Linked DNA regions of Homo sapiens: region 1 is linked to region 2. The links are chromatin contacts, found by Hi-C or POLR2A ChIA-PET in ENCODE. All regions are on one chromosome and are shown on one strand. The core of a region is the stretch at or near the end of the contact, and the rest is flanking DNA. Distances in the headings are between cores, read along the strand shown. Region 1 overlaps RARB (retinoic acid receptor beta). Region 2 holds the start of RARB (retinoic acid receptor beta).

Evidence for each region. Hi-C counts contacts between places; a loop is a spot of excess contacts on that map. ChIA-PET counts read pairs that join two places held with the same protein, here RNA polymerase II (POLR2A). Pooled maps may share reads with other maps.
Region 1: a loop to region 2 is called in a map of ovary, with 1.9 times the contacts of the local background. The contact joins the enhancer-like site here to the promoter of RARB in region 2. A Hi-C loop is called at or near these places in 2 of 168 maps with a recorded cell type or tissue (lower leg skin and ovary) and 5 of 50 pooled maps. POLR2A ChIA-PET finds 5 or more read pairs at or near these places in 1 of 52 experiments (endothelial cell of umbilical vein).

What each region holds. Positions count from the first base shown.
Region 1 is chr3:25,556,505-25,559,335 of GRCh38, reverse strand. The region is part of intron 3 of RARB (retinoic acid receptor beta); the gene reads right to left. Among named protein-coding and RNA genes, the nearest start is that of TOP2B, 110 kb to the left of the region's middle. Within about 2 kb of position 1,456, at least 6 of the 41 ENCODE cell types and tissues checked have a DNase peak (open chromatin) inside an H3K27ac peak, as active enhancers do; they include ovary, where a contact is called at or near this core.
Region 2 is chr3:25,427,007-25,429,706 of GRCh38, reverse strand. RARB (retinoic acid receptor beta) reads right to left here and starts at 1,444. Exons shown (of 8, transcript NM_000965.5): 1 at 819-1,444. The coding sequence starts at 975. RefSeq lists an enhancer at 1,546-2,383.

The sequences.
Region 1 (2,831 bases), core at 207-2,706, 130 kb before region 2:
GAGGAATCTTGAGCTGAATACCCTTATAAGAATATGCTAGGTCTTATTCACTCAGAAATCCTCAGTGCACAGTCCAGTATCTTCTCCATAAGGAATGTTCAACATATATTTCTTAAATGAATGGGGCTTAGAGAGGCTAGGAGACATTCTGGATGAAGGGACCAATGTGCGCAAAGGCCTGAGGGTTGGAAAAACGTGGCTACATGATGGAATTTAGGTTTGCGGTGGCCTTTAAAGGATGGGGTCTCATTCAGGAGGCCAAAAGGGGAGGAAAAAACATTCTGGATGGGGGAGATATGAGAAAATACTTCCAAGAATGACTACATCATGTTTGAAGGGGAGTGGAGTGGCTGGTGTCACTGAAGAAAAATGTGGAGACAGGGATTGATGGGGAGAAATAATGAGGACAAAGAGAAGTGGGGAGATATAGTGAATCACCGCAAGGAAAAATATGCTAGACTTGGCAACAGAATGAAAATGGGGATGAAGAAGACGACTTAGAGGTAACAATAAGGTTTTAACCCCGTATTGGGCTACTGATGGTATCAAAACAGAGAAGAAATGTAGGGTAGCTGGTGGGGAGTAGGGAAGCCAGTTTCTGGCAGGAATATGATGAATTTGGTTTGAGGGGGCATGAATTAGGAATCCAGAGGCTGTCAGAGCAATGGCATTGTGGATTTGGCAAGAGAGCACCTCCAAAGTTAGATTATTTAGGAGTCAAACCTTAGAGATGACTGTTGAAGTCGTAAGCGAGGATGAACAATCTAAGGTGAGAGAGAGGAAAGATAAAAAAAAAAAAAAAAAAAGGGCCAGGAACTAATCCTTGGGAATTGCTAGTAGTTGATGGGAAAGGGAAAAGGATACGGGGATGAAAGCAGATGAACTGTGGGAGAAATTGGAATAAAAAACCGCAGAAACCAATGGAGAAAAGAATTTGAAGCAGCAGCAGCCTGGCCAAGTGTTCAAGTAGCCGCCAGTCAGAAAGAATGAAGAAGGAGCAAAGTTCATTGGTTTTGGCAATGGAGAAAGTTGTGACTTTCGAGAGAACATTTGTAGCAGAGCAATAAGGATGGAAGCCAGACTTGGGGGTGGGGAAGGTTAAGAGGAGGCCAGATAAAGTCCTTCAAAAATCAGCCTAGAAAATAAACTTGAGGCCAAGCGCTTGAAAACATGTTTTTTGTGTAATCCAACCTGTAGGAGAAGTCAGTGAAACTACCCATGTTTACAAACACAAAAAGGCTGTTTGAACTTCCCGGAGAATCCAAAATTGCTCATTTGCAGAGAGAGGCTCACTGGAGGGTCAATATGGAATGAGATCTTGAAATATGCATTCACTTAAATTCTATGTAAATATCCAAAGCAGGAGACTTGAGCTAACCAAAGGCTGGGAGAACCGAGTGCTTTCCAGGCAGAAAAGAGAGCCAGTTTGCAGACCTAGAGAGAAGCAACAGGGCAGCTTTGGAGCTCTGCAGGGAATAGGGTGAGGCTTGCAGTTCTGGGCTGTGGCTGGACCACAGCTCATGTGATTGTGTGAACTTGGCCAAGGAGACTTGGCTTTTAAGTTTATTAGGGGTTGCTGTTTAGACGAGTCACTGTTCATGGTGAAGAAATGATTAGGGGTATAGGGACCACTGAAGTAGTTGCTAGAAGTTCCGAGTGAGAGAAGAGGGATGTCTAAACCAGGGAGGGACTGTAGGGAAGTGCCAGGATAGCAGATGCAAGGTGCCAGGCAGCAGGAAGGGTCAAGGGTTTCCAGCTTGCACAATGATGGTGAGGGAACAAAGGAGGAGGAAAAAGGGCCTCCTCCTTCTCCACTTAGAATTCCAAGTGCCCATGTGCCACCCAAGTGGAGTTATCCAGTGTGTGCTTTATGTAATTGGCTATCTGGGTTTCAGGCTCCAGAGAAGTGATAGGCTGCGGAGAGAGCCTTGGGAAAAGCCCATTTATGATTGGAATGGTATCCATGGAAAATGAAGAGGAATTCCTTAGTCCCTCCGGGTTTTGTTTCTTCTAGCTCTTGACTTCTAGAAATTGACTTAATGTGAAATAGACTCAGTTATTCATTCCACTAATAGTTATTGAGCTACTACTGTGCAACAGATGCTGATGTAGACATAACCTATAGAGGAACTCAAAGCAGAAGTCTCTACTTTCATGGCAATTGTGTGTGTGTGTGTGTGTGTGTGTGTGTGTGTGTGAATGCAATGCCATGTGGAAGCAAAACACAAAGAAGGAGAACTTCTTTCAAGTTTACTCTAAAGACACCCAAACAGCACGTCATTGTGAGAAACTGCCTTATGCAAGAATGGTTCCATGTAATTTGTTGACCTACCTTGCACATCAGGAATTGTTTACAAGAATTACTATGAGAAAATAATAACTATTCCTTGCCCTTGGCTTTGAAATGCAAAGATGAGAGAAATTCCAATCCATTATGGAAATTCAAACTCATAATTGCCAACTGTCACAGACCAGTTTCTCAAATTAGGGCTGTGGTGTGTGACCCAGACTTCTCTTGCATCTCCCTCAGCTGTAAGGACAGTTTGCCATGAACAGGCAACATCACTGCTGTCATCAACCCCAGCCCTTCGGGGTGCTGGCTGTGCTAAGTGCATGACATACATTCTCATTTAATTCTTACAGCAGCCCCATGTGGTCAATGGCATGATTTACTTCCCAAGTTGCACATGAGGAAACTTTGGCCAAGAGACTTTAAAGGTCACATTTAAGCCAGTAATTTATAGGACCAGAATTTGAACCCATTTCTATCTAATTCCAAAGCTATATATGGCTCATACAATAATTCTTAAAACTTTTTGCTTTTTCAAAAG
Region 2 (2,700 bases), core at 195-2,694:
GTGTCAGCATCAGATAACAAAATAGTCAATATTTTTTTTTTAAATTGGGCTACCCCACTTATATTTCCTTTCCTTTAACTGATGTCCACGTTCCGGGCTGAACTGCAAGATATGGAAATAATGGATGGCTCAGTCCAAGGGGTGTTCATTGCCAGTAGTTTTCTAGCAAAACAGCAACTTCTTAGACCAACAAAGTGACTTGGAAAGGTGGCAGCAGGGTCAATGCTAAGAAATATTGCCTTTCCTTAGCAAGGAAAACATTGGAAGCGGCAGCTTGAACTGGTGGTTTATGAACTTCGGGAGCAGCAGCCACCTTAATTAAACTAAATTCCTTTCAAGGAAAATGTCATATTTTAATTACTTTGGACTGTTGGAATACACAAGGGGTGGGGGGACCTATACAACTAGTAGCTAATCCAAAGAACAGCAAAGTTAAATTCCACTCTGCATACATTTTAGTAAAAACTGCAAAATGTGTCAAATTGCCCTACTTGAAGAATGTTTTAAAGTCTTGTGGTCACCCTCTACTCCCCACCCCCCACATTTTTATGCATATTTTAAAAACTGTTTTCAAGAGACTATAAGGTTGGTAAGGAGAGGAGCATGGGGGCGGGAGGGGTTATTTGGGAAGAAAACATCTAACAGGAAATTTTCAGCAAAGGGAATCAATATGCATGCCAGCATATCACACCCCTTCAGCATTAAATCATTAAATCCTTTGTCTTGCTACCAATGCAGTTTATTTCCAACGTCTTTATTGCATGCAAGAGAGACAATTTTTTTTTTCTTGGTAGAAGAAGGGAAAAAAATAAACCTACATTGAGCAGTGTGCCGATGCTGCCATTCGGTTTGGGTCAATCCACTGAAGCATGCTTTGAGAGCTTTCTCCTGGAGCATGCAGGAAGACGGACTCGCAGTGTAGAAATCCAGGATTTGCCCAGGACTCACTGACAGAACATCCATACAGTCAAACATGATCTCCCTTGCACTGAATGTCTGCAAAAGTGCTTATCCTCTAGGTGTGGAGGCAAATGGCATAGAAAAGTCCACCCAACTCCATCAAACTCTGCCCCTTTTTTGGCACGTAGGCTGTTGGTCTTTTTCCCAGCCCCGAATCATGAATTATGACAGACAAGCCAGCTAAAAGCCTGTAATTGATCCAAATGATCATTTACCATTTTCCAGGCTTGCTCGGCCAATCCAGCCGGGGCGGGGGGTTCCCAGAAAGATCCCAAGTTCTCCTTCCAAGTAAATGCTTGCAAAAAGCCTTCCGAATGCGTTCCGGATCCTACCCCGACGGTGCCCAGACAAACCCTGCTCGGATCGCTCGCGTTCTCGGCATCCCAGTCCTCAAACAGCTCGCATGGGGGAATTCTGGTCCCCCCTTTGGCAAAGAATAGACCCTCCTGCCTCTGAACAGCTCACTTCCTACTACTTCTGTCACACAGAATGAAAGATTGAATTGCCTAATATATGCGAGTGAACTTTCGGTGAACCCTACCCGGGCTGCTAACCTTCAAATGACCCAACTAGTCTGACATCACCAACTCCCAGGATTCTCACAGAGCTTAAAAACTCCCAGCAGCCCTGCAAAAGCAGACAGCCAGAGAGGCAGGCAGCGAGCGCACAAGCCGGCGTTTTCTTTCCTATTTCTCACCTTAAAAACAATACAAGAAGTGCTTTTAAAATGAGCAGGGGAGGAGCCGGGACGCTGCTCCTGGCTCACGTTGAGCACCAACTTCTCTCCCTTTACGCCTTTTTATTTGCGGCGGCTTAGCTTGGAAAACGGTGTTCCGCCTGCGCCCGCTCGCCTCCCGCCCACCGCCTCGCCCCCCAGCCCACACTTTAAATTCCTCTGTGCGCCTTTCTGTCTGTTAAATTCCTTATAACTTATGTATTTTTCCACTCCAGAAAAAGCACATGCAAGCCCTAAACTGTAGAACAGAGAATGGCTACCCCTTGGGAAAGGCTTGGGTTGGGAAACTTTCCATTCCACAGTCTTTTTCTCTTTCTCCCTCTTGCAAGCCCCTGGCTGAATTGACTGCACTCGTTTGCTCTGCAATCCAGCTTTCGAGATTCATTTACTTTGAAAAATCCTCTCCAGGTTCTATGCAGCATATAGAGTAGTCAGGAATTGGTTACCCCTGTCCCAAACACACAGCCACACAGAAAATGAGATTTCAGATCTGGACTTGAAAAAACAGTATAGTGGTCAAGAGCATGGGTTGGGGAATCAAACTGAACTAGATTCCAATTCCAGGTCTGCCACTTACCAGCTGTGTGTTCTGGGATAAGTATTTAACTTCTTCAGGCTTCAGTTTCCTCATCTGTAAAATGGGCATATAATACTACCCACGTCAGTGTTAACTGGGAGGACAGAAATAACACTTGTATGGTGCTGGGTAAATATCATGGAACAAATGTTAGCTGTGACTCATCCTCATACTGTTCAACTGGTGAAACAAAACCCCGGGGAGATGAGACCTACCCAAGGTCACACAGCTCAGAGCTGTGACTAGAACCCAGCTCCCTAGGATGAAAGTCCAATGTGAAAATTACTTGCCTGTTCCCACATCCTTGCACCCCAAATAGCCATGTTGGTTGCCTCTCTCATCATACACCTACACACATCCCACCACATAATTAAACGCATATTTTGTAAACTGGTTTAAGTATGACAGTTTTACATTTTGAAGGACC